Regions from separate parts of the Homo sapiens genome. Here all the other regions are linked to region 1. The links are chromatin contacts, found by Hi-C or POLR2A ChIA-PET in ENCODE. All regions are on one chromosome and are shown on one strand. Each heading gives the region's core, a stretch centred on a gene start or an enhancer-like site at or near the end of the contact. The rest is flanking DNA. Distances are from core to core; before and after follow the strand shown.

Region 1 (4,481 bases), core at 1,309-3,808:
CACCACAACCTCTGGCTCCCAGGTTCAAGCGATTCTCCTGCCTCAGCCTCCTGAGTAGCTGGGATTACAGGCATGTACCAGCATGCTCGGCTAATTTTGTATTTTTAATAGAGACAGAGTTTCTCCACGTTGGTCAGGCTGGTCTTGAAATTCGGACCTCAGGTGATCTGCCTGCCTTGGCCTCCCAAAGTGCTGGGTGTGAGCCACCGCGCCCGGCCGAGAACACCTCTTTACCTTTTAAAAGGAGCTGGCTGATCCTTAAAGAATCCTCACCTGACTGCTTTTCTTTCTGAAAGCACGTAGGGAACATAGGCATGAACTCTTGCCATCTGCAAGGATCCCAAACTCAAGGGCATGTTGGATTTCAAAATGCAGGTCGCATGTTTATAACTTAAAATATAATTTCCCATGAGAAAAAAAGTAATAATAATGACATTTCACTTTTTAATCATTTTACAGTTTGGGGATATGGTACAGTTGTTCCAGTATAAATGGATATGTGGTTTCATTTGAGCCTCACAACAATTTTGGGCAGTAGGGTTGACTCTGTTTGGTTTGACACATACTAAGAAACTCAGAGCAAGAGACTTAGTATTGTCATAGCAATACATATGTGGAGTGCTTTTTTTATTTAAATGAAATTCACTGGTGGGAAACCAAAGCCCAGACTTTTCCAAAAATGGCATCTCCCTCCTCCTCCCCTCTTCCTCCTCTAACCCATGTCCTCTGGGCTAACCTTGCCTCTTTCCACATCAACACACTTGGCCACATTCCTGGTGTAGCACGTAAAAGGCTGTTTTACCCATGATTATTAATAATTTAGAAAAAGGGCAAGTTAGAAAAATATTTGCCTCCTAATTTCAAGATTTGAGGCAGTCTGTAGGCAATGATGTGAAATACATTATGCTAAGGTTATCTTTCAAGCCTTGGGCCTGTTTTGTTATACCGCTGATGCTCTTTTCCCTGACCCAGCTCCAAAGATATGAAATCAGATTGTCTGGAGTTGTGGTTCAAGGCTCTGTATTATAAAACAGACAAACAAAAACAAAAACAAAACTCTAACATGAAAGGAGACTTAAATGAAAAGATAAAGCATTTCTTATGTAAATAACAAGAAGACAACATAGAGGTGTCATTTCTCCCTAAATGAACTTTTATGTTAAATACTTCAAGATGATACTTGGAGAAAAAAAAAACTGTGAAGGGATTAGCTGATGCTAACGTTTGCTTGGGAAAATTAACAAGCATGAACAGGCTGGAATTTCTGAAAAAGAAAAGTAGTGGGGGGATTTGCCTTATGGGATTTTATAGCACGTTAGGAAGAAGCCAGCTCCTGCTGTCTTGTGGCTCTGGCACCTTCCTCACGCAGAGGCATAAGGTGACCTAAAGTCACTGTGCTTGTCTTCATCATGCCAGCACTGAGTTTTTGAGGAGATAAGTCTGGCTGTGTGCAAAGCAGGTGGAGCCAGACATAAGAGGAATGACTTCATTCTATAAGAACATTAGAGAGACTGTGGCTTGTAAGATTGAAGAAGACGTGTGTTGGTGGGGGTGTGGGGAAATGGCCACTCTCTTCTATCGGGAGTGGGTATTTATGCTTCAGATACACATGTATGAAGTATTATGTATATAAGAATCTTCTCGAAAATCTGCTAACCCTTCAACTCATTTCTTTCTTTCCTTCTGAACCCCCGTGTTATTCAAAAGCTTCCAATCCCCCAAATGTCTCAGTTTTCAGGAGCAGTGAGCTCTTCAGGGAAGATGAGGGGCAGGAAGCCATTTTCTCTTGTGCATCGTTTGTTAAGCATGTGTTTGCAAGTTACAAGTGGATCAGACAAATGTCCTTATTTGCCCAGACAATCCTGGTATATGACATTGTCCTAGTATAATTACTAACAGCTCCTCTTGTAGATGTCCCACTTGGGATGATAAACTACATGATAACCCTATTTAAAAGGCAAAGACTACCTGTATTTTAATATGGGAAGACAATAGCTTTGCCTAGAAGATAGATGCGTGACCTTGCATGTCTCTTTAATAGAGGAAGAAGGTCCCCCACACCTCCAACTGCCTCAGTGTGAACTTCCCTTGGCTTGACTCAAGGGCTTTGACTCAGGGGCTTGACTCAAGTGGTTTGAGTTAGCCTTGAGTCCTCATAAACATGGAATTATTGAGTGTTGCATCAAATGAGTCCCTTCCAAGCTGCCATTTATCTTACCAGAACTGAGTGTGTGCATGTGTATGTGCATGGGTGTGGTAGCAACGTCATCTTTCCATGGCTAAGAAGAAGTGTGGACATACAGAGAAATGCTCTGTATTACTGCAATTGCTTTTGCATTCTGTTTGCAATGAAGAGGGAGGAGAAAGAAGAGATGGAGGGGGGCAGGAGGGAGAGAGAAGTGGGGAGCAGGAAAGAAAGGGAGGGAGGGATATTTAAAGCCACTGACAATTCCAGGGTCCTCTCCCTCCCCAGTCCCAGGCACACACTTCTGTGAGAGGGGCTCTGATATAAAACCTGTCCTGGAAGAGGCAGCCTAAGTCTCAGACGCTGCTGTACAGAAGTCCTGTGACGTGGCAGTTTCTATAGCGACGAGTCTCTTTCATTGGAGAAAGCTCCCTAAAGCAGGATACACAAAACCCTAGCAACCGGTTGAAGGCTTTTTTTTTTTTTAATATGAAGATTTTTCTGCACTTGAATTCAAAAGCCCCCTTCCTAGGAAAGCAGCTTCGTAGCAGGCAGGAAAGGGCTGCCTAGCGTGTCCTGGGGTGAGGATTTGGAAAGATTTGAAAGCTGTTGTGGACCAGGGTAGGGAAAGCGAGAAAGAGAGGTTGCAGTTTAGTGCTGCCTCGACTGGCTGGATCCAGTCTGAATTCACCTTCCAGCCTTTTGTATAGGGACCCACCACCACTGCCAATTAACCCATGATATGAATCCGCCAGGGACAAAACAAAACTGCTACTGCCTCAGCAACCCCATCATGGTCTTCCCTTTCACCTGGCGTATTCCAGGCATCTTTTGCAGGGAGAAGTCAACTCAGGCATGCACACCTGAGAGCTGGGAAACAGTAAGCCTGCTTACTTGGCACAAAATAAATGCCCCATTTAGCTGATGCTTAACTCCTGCCTCTTCCCATCAACTCAGCACAAACGTCACTTCTTCAGGAAAGTCTACTGAATAAGAGATTGCACTTGGCAGCATGTAAAGAGACCCATCTGAGTAGTTTAACCAAATAGGAGTTTATTTTACACCTAAGAAGAGGCCCAGAGGTGGGCAGTCCGGGGGGCTGCCAGCTCCATAATCATCCCTGTCCTAGCTCCTCCTGTCTTTGCCTGGCTGTTGTTCTTGGCATGTTTCACCCTTGAGGTCCCTTCCTAGTCACAAAATGGCTGTTCCACCTCCAGCCAGCAGTGCAGGCAGGAACAAGAAGGAAGCAGTAAGGAGGAAGGGGCGGTGCCCACGTCAAGAAGCAAAACTCTTCCCAGAAATTGGCAGCAGATTCCACATCCATCTCATTGGCCAGGGCTGGGTCATGTGGCTTCAACCCCAAGCTCCAAGGGAGGCTAGGATATGTGGTTTCGTAGCTGGGCAAATTGCCAGCCTGAACAAAACCGTGGCTGTTTAAAGGGCAAGCTGAGGATGAGTGTGGGTGGACAACTAGCAGCATTTGCTACACTTCCGGTGTTCGTGTCTACACACATGCTATCTTCAGGTTAGGTCACCCCTCCCTGCCACACAGCGTCATGCAGTGGTGTGCTGGAAAATGTTTAACAGCCAGATGTCTGGGACAACAAAAGCCACTGTTTGCTCTTATCTGTGGTATAAATACTCCCACCGTGGCCAATTTTAAGCTATCAACATGATGTCCAACAGAGTTAGGAAGACAGACATAGTAAAACATCATTCTATAGTATTTCCAACATGCAGACATAAAAAATATAAATAACCTCAAAAGCATAGATAATAGTAAAATGTAAAATAATTAGGAAGTAATGGGTTTAAAATATGTATCTCATTTTTAATATAAATCGTGTAATTTTTAGCATATATAACTTAATATATATATTTTTGAGATGGAGACTTGCTCTGTCACCCAGGCTGGAGTGCAGTGGTGCAATCTTGACTCACTGCAATCTCTGCCTCCTGGGTTCAAGTGATCCTCATGCCTCAGCCTCCAGAGTAGCTGGGACTACAGGCACAGGCCACCATGCCTAGCTAATGCATGTATTTTTTTTTTTTTTTTTGGTATTTTTAGTAGAGACCAGGTTTCACCATGTTGGCCAGGCTGATCTCGAACTTCTGACCTCAAGTGATCCACCCACCTCGGCCTCCCAAAGTGCTGGGATTACAGTTGTAAGCCACCGCGCCTGGACTATAATTTAATTTTCAATAGTGTCTGCATTTAAAGGCTCACAGCATCCTTAAAAATGTAACCATCCACTCTCATTAGCACATTGCACACTGACTCCCACATGCCACACCT
Region 2 (4,481 bases), core at 1,475-3,974, 250 kb after region 1:
GTATTGGTTGAGAATGTGGAAAGACTTGTACACTGCTGGAGCAAAAGTAAAATGGTGCAGCTGGCCACTATGGAAAATAGTTTGGCAGTTCCTAAAACAGCTAAAGACAGAATTACTGTAGGACCCAAAAATTCTATTCCTAGGTAGATACCCAAAAGAACTAAAAATAGGTTCTCAAGTACATGTACATGCATGTTCGTAGCAGCACTATACACAATAGCCCAAAGATAGAAACAACCCAAGCATCCATCAACAGATGAGTGAATAAATAAAATGTAGTATATACATACAAAGGAATATTATTCCACTGTAAAAAGAAATAAAGTACTGATACATGTTAAAATGTGAATGAACCTTGAAAACATGCTAAGTGAAAGAAGCCAGACACAAAGGTCTATATTGTATGATTCCATTTACATAAAATATCCAGAATAGGGAAATTCATAGAAACAAAAAGTAGACTAGGTTGCCAGCAGCCGGAGAAGCAGGTAATGAAGAATAACTGCTTAATGAATATGAGCTTTCCTTTTGGGGTAATAAAAATACTTTAGAAACAGAGATAGTTATTGCATAACATTGTGAATATACTTAATGACACTGAGTTGTTCATTTTATGGTTAATTTACTGAATTAAAGTGGTTAAATTTATCTGAATTTCATTTTTAAAAAAAAAGAGAGAGAGACTTACAAATTGAATTGTGTCTCCCAAAAATATAGGTTGAAGTTCTAACCTCCAGAACCTGTGAATGTGATCTTATTTGGAAATACGGTCTTTTGCAGATGTAATCAAGTTAAGATGAGGTCTTTGGAGGGGGTGTAGGGGGCTTAATCCAATACAATTGACATCCTTAGAGGAAGAGAAGAGGCACACACATGTGCACACAGAGGGAGAGTGCCATGTGATGGCAAAGGCACAGACTGGAGTGGGTGCATCTATAAGCCAAGAAACGCCAAGGATTGCTAGCAACACCAGAAACTAAGAGGAAGACATGGAACAGACTCTCCTGTACAGCCTTCAGGGAAAGGATGGCTCTACTGACATCTCTGATTCCAGACTTCTAGCCAGAACTATGAAAGAATAAATTCTGCTGTTTTAAGCCACCCAGTTTATGGTACTTTGTTACAGCAGCCCTAGGAAACTAAAAAATAATGGAAAAAACAACGGAGGAAGTACGCTTAGAGAAGGAAGTATGAGCGGTATGTGGAGCAACTAGACCGTGAGGGGAGCTCAGATATGAACTTCAGAGTACTTCTATGGGAAGAACTTGAGAAAATTATTCTAACCTTGCGGCTTAAGGCAGCAACAAGATTTCAAGAAAGAAGAGTTGTAGCTATTTATTTGTGTAATAGGCAATTACTGAACATTTATTGTCTTTTTAAGGACCTTTGCTAATTATGAGTTTTTATTAGACAAGGTTTCCTTAAAATGCTGATAAGCTCGCCATTTGATAATGACACAAATCTAGGCCACATATGACCAATGTAACCTGAGTAATACAAACTAAGTGCTACCAGTGTGCAATGTAACCTGAGTGATACAAACTAAGGCTGTTTGCTGGCTGAAGTGATCTGAAATGGCATCACAGGGTCTGGGCACTTAAGATTTGGCAGACTTTTAGAAGTAAGGGAATGATTCCTCACAGCAAGAGCAGTGCCCAGTTTACAAAGGAAATACAATTAATTATTTGTTGGGCAACACTGAATGATCCAGAAAAGATAATTCCATAAATGTAGGATTTACATTAGAGATTAGTGATATCTGGCTGGAAAAGTAGGCTGGAATCAAATTATATAAACAGTCTGGGCTATTCTCAAAATATGTGACATCAAGAACAGGACTGAGCCTTGGGGTGGTGGGAGCGTTCTTTACTAACTTCTAAGCCAGTAAATGATACTGGATTTTTCTTTATCACCTCAATAAAGAAAGTTTGGACAGATGTCTCACAGAGCTATAAACTAAGTGGATGATGATGTTCACATCTCTGTTTTACAACTGGGAATTGCAAATCCAAGAAGCCATTAATATAACTCGTAAAACACAAGGAATGTTGACTGTCTTAATTGAAAAAGAAGCCTGGCTCTGTTACGAAAACAAGGAAAATGACTTCAGGTAGACCTATGACATTAATAAATTTAAGGCAGAACACCTTATTTTAAATGAATGATTAGTTCACTAAAATGAAAGCAAGATTTTGATTTGAAATTCGTTAATGGTTTTTTCCTCCTATGAAGGTGGTGTATTCGAAATTTGAATACAGATGCTAGAAAATAAAGCTTCACCTAAGATAGTATCTCATAGGACAGAGGAGGGGAAGATATAAGAAAGTGGAAGGAGAAACAATAGGTCTTGGTGGAGTAGACAAAAAAATGAACCAAGCATGATGGGATATTAGAAGTTAATCATGAAGAATAACAGTGAGGCATGATAATTTGAAAGAGCACACATATCCAGATATGCAGCAGTCCCTTTATTTTCACAGAATTGAAAAGACATTCTCAAAGGCCTCCTTCTCTGACTTTTAAGACCCAGACTTTCCTTAGCTGAACCATCCGTAACGTGGTGAAGTAGGTATCTTTCTCCACCTCCCCCAAGGATTGCTAGATATAGTAAATACATGACTGCCCCAACTCCTAGCCTGAGTAAAGGAGTTAAACAGCAATCTTTCTAGGACAGGAATCTAAGTGAAGGCTGCCAAAGTGGCACCATGTGCTTTTTCATGCTCTACGTATCTACTGGCTGCTGGCCCAGTTCCTAGCTACAGGTAGAGAAATAACAAGGAAAATGTTATTGAACTACAGGAGAAGCAGCAAAGAAGATGAAGCCCATGCTGGGCGTGGTGGCTCACGCCTGTAATCCCAGCACTTTGGGAGGCCGAGGTGGGCAGATCACGAGGTCAGGAGATCCAGACCATCCTGGTTAACATGGTGAAACCCCGTCTCTACTAAAAATACAAAAAAATTAGCTGGGTGTGGTGGCACGTGCCTGTAGTCACAGCTACTCGGGAGGCTGAGGCAGAAGAATGGCCTGAACCCGGGAGGCGGAGCTTGCAGTGAGCAGAGATCGCCCCACTGCACTCCAGCCTGGGTGACAGAGCGAGATTTCGTCTCAAAAAAAAAAAGAAGATGAAGCCCGAAATGTGGTTACCACTAGGTTCATGAATCTTTTCTCACAGTAGAAAATATGCTGAATTTTATGGCTGCAGAGTCCCTAAATCTTCCCAAAGTGAGGCTCAGGGCTTCAGAGATGGCTATCTACAGAGCAGTGTCCCTTTGTATCTAAAGTGCTTCAACTTTTCCAGAGCACTTCTACATGTATGAGGTGAGTGATTCCTACACAACTTTATATGTTTATTTTAAAGATAAGAAAACTGAGGTCAGCAATGCTAAAGAATCTGACAAGAATCAGACTATATTCATTTTGGCATAACTATACGGAGTCTTCCAATTCCAATCTAGTGCTTACTGCTAACCACATGACTTCTCTGGACTGATATTCTAAGTTCAACCATGTAATTAATTTGAAACCGCCTAAAAATTTATCCTTATTTGCTCATTAAATAAGTTCATATAACATATGAACAGAGAAAGACAATGTATACACAGTCAGGATTTTAAATGGTATTAATTTGCTTATAGACTTCAGTCCATTGTTCATTCAACAAATATGATACTCTAAGTTCATCTATGTAATTAATTTGAAACCACCTAAAAATTTATCCTTATTTGCTCATTAAATAAGTTCAAACAATGTATGAACAGAGAAAGACAATGTATACACAGTCAGGATTTTAAATGGCATTAATTTGCTCATAGACTTCATTCCATCATTCATTCAACAAATATTTATTGAGGCTCAGCTATGTTCCAAGCACAGCTAAGTTCTGGGAATATAAAATCAAATAAGATATAACCATTACCCTCAAAAAGTACACCTTAGTTGGTGGTTCTCCAGAAATACATTTTGTCCAAAGTAAAAAATGCCTGCAGTCAAAATCAAATTTATGACTGCCAAAGATTCAGATATCAAAACAAATTAAAAAGAATCTGTGCTGCCTTGCAGTAATAAGATATAGAGGTCATTAAGAAAAAAAAAAAGTATGCTCTCAGATGCTGCCTTCCAAATAAATGTTCAGGGAACTTATGTGAATCACTGCAGAATACTTGGCCAAAAAGATCTGCAAGTAGAGCCCAAACAATTACTATTTGCAAAGAAAGGTAATACTTAGAAATGAAAATACAGAGAGAAGAATGATTTTTAGAGGCATTAAAAACTCCTCTCCCAGTGACTCCCAAACCCAACAAACATGTGCACCAAGATCAGCCTCAACAATTCCCCTCCTTGGTTTCAAACCTAAATTCTGTCCAGAGTTGAAAGCTAACTTTGTTTCTTAGGTGGGGAAAGAGCACCCTAAAAAGAAAAAAAAATTATAAGTCAAATCCTTAAAACATAAGAATTATAAATACAACAAACTTAATTTATC
Region 3 (4,481 bases), core at 1,342-3,841, 230 kb after region 1:
GATACAATCCAATTCATAGCTAGTTTCTATTTCTGTAACTCTACTGACTCCTCTATTAAGCTTTTAAGCTCTTAAAAGGCAGGGGACAAGTTATCTATCATTTTGCGTCTACAAACAAGTGAACAAGGACTCAAGTAGGTGCCTGATAATTTGGCAACAGTGACTCGGCCTGCTAAGACTGCATAAATACCCATCATGCATGCTGAAATTCATGAGGATTATTTATATTTGAAACAGTAATTCACTTCTGGTTGTGAAGTATCCTGGCTAAAATAAAGTTGAAGCCAAGAAGAAATGCTGCCTTTTTTGTACAAGGCAGGAGGAGATGAAAGATGGCAGAGGAAGTGGAGTAGTATGTGGTCATTGTGGAAAGCCACCTAGTCCTCACTTATTCCCCCTACTGTTCCTTCTCACAATACATCAAGGATGATACATGGATTCTTTAATGCAAGTTGAGGGAACAGACAAGCTGCTAGGAGAGTGAAGCCGTTAAGTTGAGGACAGAAGCCAGAGTACATGGGTTCAAAGAATTTCCCTAACAGGAATTCAATAAAAAAACAGACTCCTTTCAACCCTGGAAGAGGCTTTGAAAGCAACCTAGGCCAAGTAAACTGGGGATAAGGGAGAGACAAAAAGTTAATACTGAATTAGAGAATCTTTAATTTAGTGCTGGTAGGGACTTTCAATATCTATTGTACACTAGACTATTTATTGAGAATTTACTAGCCCTGTTCTAGGTGACGTAAAATTATGTAATCTAATTCCTTTACTTTATAGAGGAGGAATCTTGATGTATATAGTGAGATAAAATGATTTCCCCAAGATAGTTAGCAATAGGACCTAAATTAGACCCCTCACTTTCATTATTCCACCATTGCCTCTCAACTTATTTGTAGGACATCTTTAAAAAACATTTTTGTGGTTTCACAAAGGTCTCTAACAGCGAAAAATAAACATCTCTTCTAAATTTAGGAGCAGAATCAACAGAAAAATAAACTCAGTGTAAAACAGTTCTGGAATTGCCCTGAACTAGCTGTTTAACTTTGGAAAGTCACTTGATCCTTCAGGGTTTCAGTTCCTGCAACTGTAAAATGAAGAGGTACGGTTATCTGGATCACAAACTCAACTGTCTACAGGGGCCAGTCAGTTAATATAAATGCATGAATCATGTAAGACAATAGGTACAAAGCTGCTTGTATTACAATCAAGCAAAGTGATTTCATTATACTGTTTATAAAAACACAGCTTACGGGCCAAACAAAATACACTTGAACTCTGGACTAGACCAGACCCCCGGAACTCCTTCCAGCACTTAAGTTTAATGACTGTAAAAGACAATAAGCCTATATCTACTCATTAAAACATCAGTCATATACAAGTTTCTATTAAACCAGAAAAATGGCAGTGATACAAACAAGTGAATAAAGACTCAAAGATAAACGAGCAACCATTCAGTCCACAGCTGATTTTACTTTATTCCACTAGCCTCCATTCCCCCACCATATGGTACCCACTTTGGGCAGGCAACAGAGATTATTATTATGGGAATGGTGGGCCCTGCAAATTGGCATCTAAAATTTCAAGGTGAAATGATAAAATCAGCTAAAGTTAAATTTAAGGTCCCTAAAGTACATTATAACTGAAGATCAAGTTTTATAGAAAATAAAATTTTCAGCAATTGATCACTCCATTAGTAAAGCATTTTATTTTCTACTCAAATATTTCAGTGCAATTCATCTTATATCTAAGAAAGTCATCCAAAGTAATTTTCCTACATAATATAAATTATTGTTTTATATACTGTTACTTTATCAAACCTCTGTTATCTGGCAATTCCTATAGCAGAAATGGTTGAACTCTAAAAAAAGGGGAGTAGGATAGGGTGGGCATAGAGATATTAAGAAATTACTTGACAGTTTTTGGAACATAATGACTATTTGTAGTTTAAAAAGGAAAGATATTTAAAAATTGAGACTTATTATTTGTGAGTCCAATTGGTTTTTAGAAAGGTTTACTTTACCACTCACCAAACAAACAAAAACCCTTAGTTGTTTACATGTAAAGACAGAAAAATTAAGGTGACCTTTCTTTCTTCTGCTGCCAAATAGTAAAACTCAGTATGACTATAATACATTTAATAGGCAGCTCCTCTATTTAGCTCAAGCTAGTCTCTCATACCAAAAACCAAATTTTTAAAAACTGAATATTTGAAATTATACAAACAAAATATGCTAAGAAAATTCTTAACAATGACCAAATGCAAACTTCATGTCATAGGAAGGTTAAGTACCAGAGGCAATTCCTTTTAATAGGATGACAATCATAAGAAGGAACAGTTACAATTCTGAATATGAAAGAGCTGTTTCTTTAGTAATAAACCAAATACAAAGTTCCGGGTTCATCTGTTCTGGCTGGCAAATCTTGCATAAAAAAGCCATACTTTAGCTAAACAAAAGCTTTTAGGCTGGCCCAGAAAGAGGGAATGAACAATTTGAAAAACATCTTTTACTGCCTGAGAAAATTTAAAAAGTGTCTGAAAGTGCCAGGAGACCTGCCTCAATGTGACTCAGGCAGCTTTCCAAAGTCCCTCAGCTTTCCTAAGTATGAGTCATAGGGGAAGGAGAGAGGGCTCCTTGGCAAAGATACAGGTTTTCCTCTCTGGTTCCACCCCCACCATTTTCATTTAAAAAAAAAAAAAAAAAAAAAAAAAGCTTTGATGTATAATAGTTAAATAGATTCCAGACAGGCTTAACTGAAGAAGTTTGAACACCAGGGAGGCAAAATATCATTGCAGAAGTTGCTATTGTTTGCTATTGTGATCCACAGACACAGGGAGCATCTTCTGCATCCTAAAAAGGGCTCGGCCCATTGATCATGTGTCAGATCATGGCTGCACTTTGTGGGAGAGAAGAGGATAACAAGCTATGAAAATACCTCTGCCTCCCTAGTTTCTTAAACACCACAAGCTCATATACTGAACAATTACACTGAGTTCGAAGGGGTGGGAGCTTGTCCTTTATGAGTGCACATTAAGCAGAATTTCAAGTGTGGTAGCAAGTAGACTGTCCACATATACATGGCTGCTACAATGAATGCAGCCTTTAGTGAACAGATACACTTTTTCCTTCAATAATCTTAGGCAAAAAAGTAAGAAAGCTGGGATTTTTTAAGCATGAATAAGGCAAAACTGAATGTTAAACTGCAGAGAGAATAGTTCTACTTCTATACCTATATGAAATTACTTATTACAACAGAATGGAGCATTTGATGAGGTCAAAGCTCCTCTCTTCTGCATTTGATCATTTATCAACCTACTATGAATCAGGATATTATGCTGGGCACTAAGAGACAAAGAAGAATAAACATCTCCTTGCCTTCAATAAGGTTAGATTGGGATGATCAAAAACAAGTATTTTCAGCCCCGCGTGGTGGCTCACGCCTGTAATCCTGGCACTGTGGGAGGCCGAGGCGGGCAGGTCACTTGAGGTCAGGAGTTCAAGACCAGCCTGGCCAAAATGGTGAAACCCCGTCTCTACTAAAAAATACAAAAATTAGCCTGGCGCAGCAGCACGTGCCTGTAATCCCAGCTACTTGGGAGGCTGAGGCAGGAGAATCACTTGAACCCGGGAGGCAGAGGTTGCAGTGAGCCAAGATGGCGCCACTGCACTCCAGCCTGGGCGACAGAGCAAGACTCCATCTCAAAAAAACAAAAACAGGCTGGGCGCAGTGGTTCACGCCTGTAATCCCAGCACTTTGGGAGGCCGAGGCGGGTGGATCACGAGGTCAGGAGACAGAGACCATCCTGGCTAACACGGTGAAACCCCGTCTCTACTAAAACAATACAAAGAAATTAGCCGAGTGTGGTGGCAGCTGCCTGTAGTCCCAGCTACTTGGGAGGCTGAGGCAGGAGAATGGAGTGAACCTGGGAGGCGGAGCTTGCAGTAAGCTGAGATCACGCCACTGCACTCCAGCCTGGGCGACAGAACGAGACTCCATCTCAAAAACAAAAAACAAAAAAACAAAAATAACAAAAAAACTCCAAGTATTTTTTGAGCATTGATAACAAGTTTAGAAGGTTAATTTATAAGCATCATAGGTAATTTCCCATGTATATAACACTGATTATTTCATAACACCCTGATAATAAATTTTGAAAAACTGGCTCTCAATAGGAAAATAAATCCAACTTTTCTCTCTTCTTCCCAATAGTCTGTCTTTTTTGTTTCCTTGGGTATATTTAAGAAATAAAAATGTTAGAGATAATGTTGTACCCTGCTTCTCTCACTTTCTAGAACAAGAAAGTTGGTGTCCATCATTCTCATGTTATACTTTTACTACTTAGGGATATGTTCTGTGTTGAGTTTTTCAAGGTGCATGACTTTTTGACTCTGCATTCAAGGGCCTGTCTGATAGAGAACTGAACCAAACCACAGTAATGCTGCTTCTCCAGGGGCAGAAGAGTAGGGAAAGAAGTGACAAAA

The links. A loop is a pair of places that touch in the nucleus more often than their neighbours do. ChIA-PET counts read pairs that join two places held with the same protein, here RNA polymerase II (POLR2A). Pooled maps may share reads with other maps.
Region 2: a loop to region 1 is called in a pooled map, with 3 times the contacts of the local background. The contact joins two enhancer-like sites. A Hi-C loop is called at or near these places in 1 of 37 single-sample maps with no recorded cell type and 8 of 50 pooled maps. POLR2A ChIA-PET finds 5 or more read pairs at or near these places in 1 of 52 experiments (activated T-cell).
Region 3: a loop to region 1 is called in a pooled map, with 2.1 times the contacts of the local background. The contact joins two enhancer-like sites. A Hi-C loop is called at or near these places in 2 of 50 pooled maps. POLR2A ChIA-PET finds 5 or more read pairs at or near these places in 2 of 52 experiments (HEK293 and activated T-cell).

The regions. Positions count from the first base shown.
Region 1 is chr5:72,011,738-72,016,218 of GRCh38, forward strand. No RefSeq gene overlaps it. Among named protein-coding and RNA genes, the nearest start is that of MAP1B, 93 kb to the right of the region's middle. Within about 2 kb of position 2,559, at least 4 of the 41 ENCODE cell types and tissues checked have a DNase peak (open chromatin) inside an H3K27ac peak, as active enhancers do.
Region 2 is chr5:72,263,752-72,268,232 of GRCh38, forward strand. All of the region lies in intron 4 of MRPS27 (mitochondrial ribosomal protein S27), which reads right to left. Among named protein-coding and RNA genes, the nearest start is that of MRPS27, 54 kb to the right of the region's middle. Within about 2 kb of position 2,725, at least 2 of the 41 ENCODE cell types and tissues checked have a DNase peak (open chromatin) inside an H3K27ac peak, as active enhancers do.
Region 3 is chr5:72,245,985-72,250,465 of GRCh38, forward strand. All of the region lies in intron 4 of MRPS27 (mitochondrial ribosomal protein S27), which reads right to left. Among named protein-coding and RNA genes, the nearest start is that of MRPS27, 72 kb to the right of the region's middle. Within about 2 kb of position 2,592, at least 13 of the 41 ENCODE cell types and tissues checked have a DNase peak (open chromatin) inside an H3K27ac peak, as active enhancers do.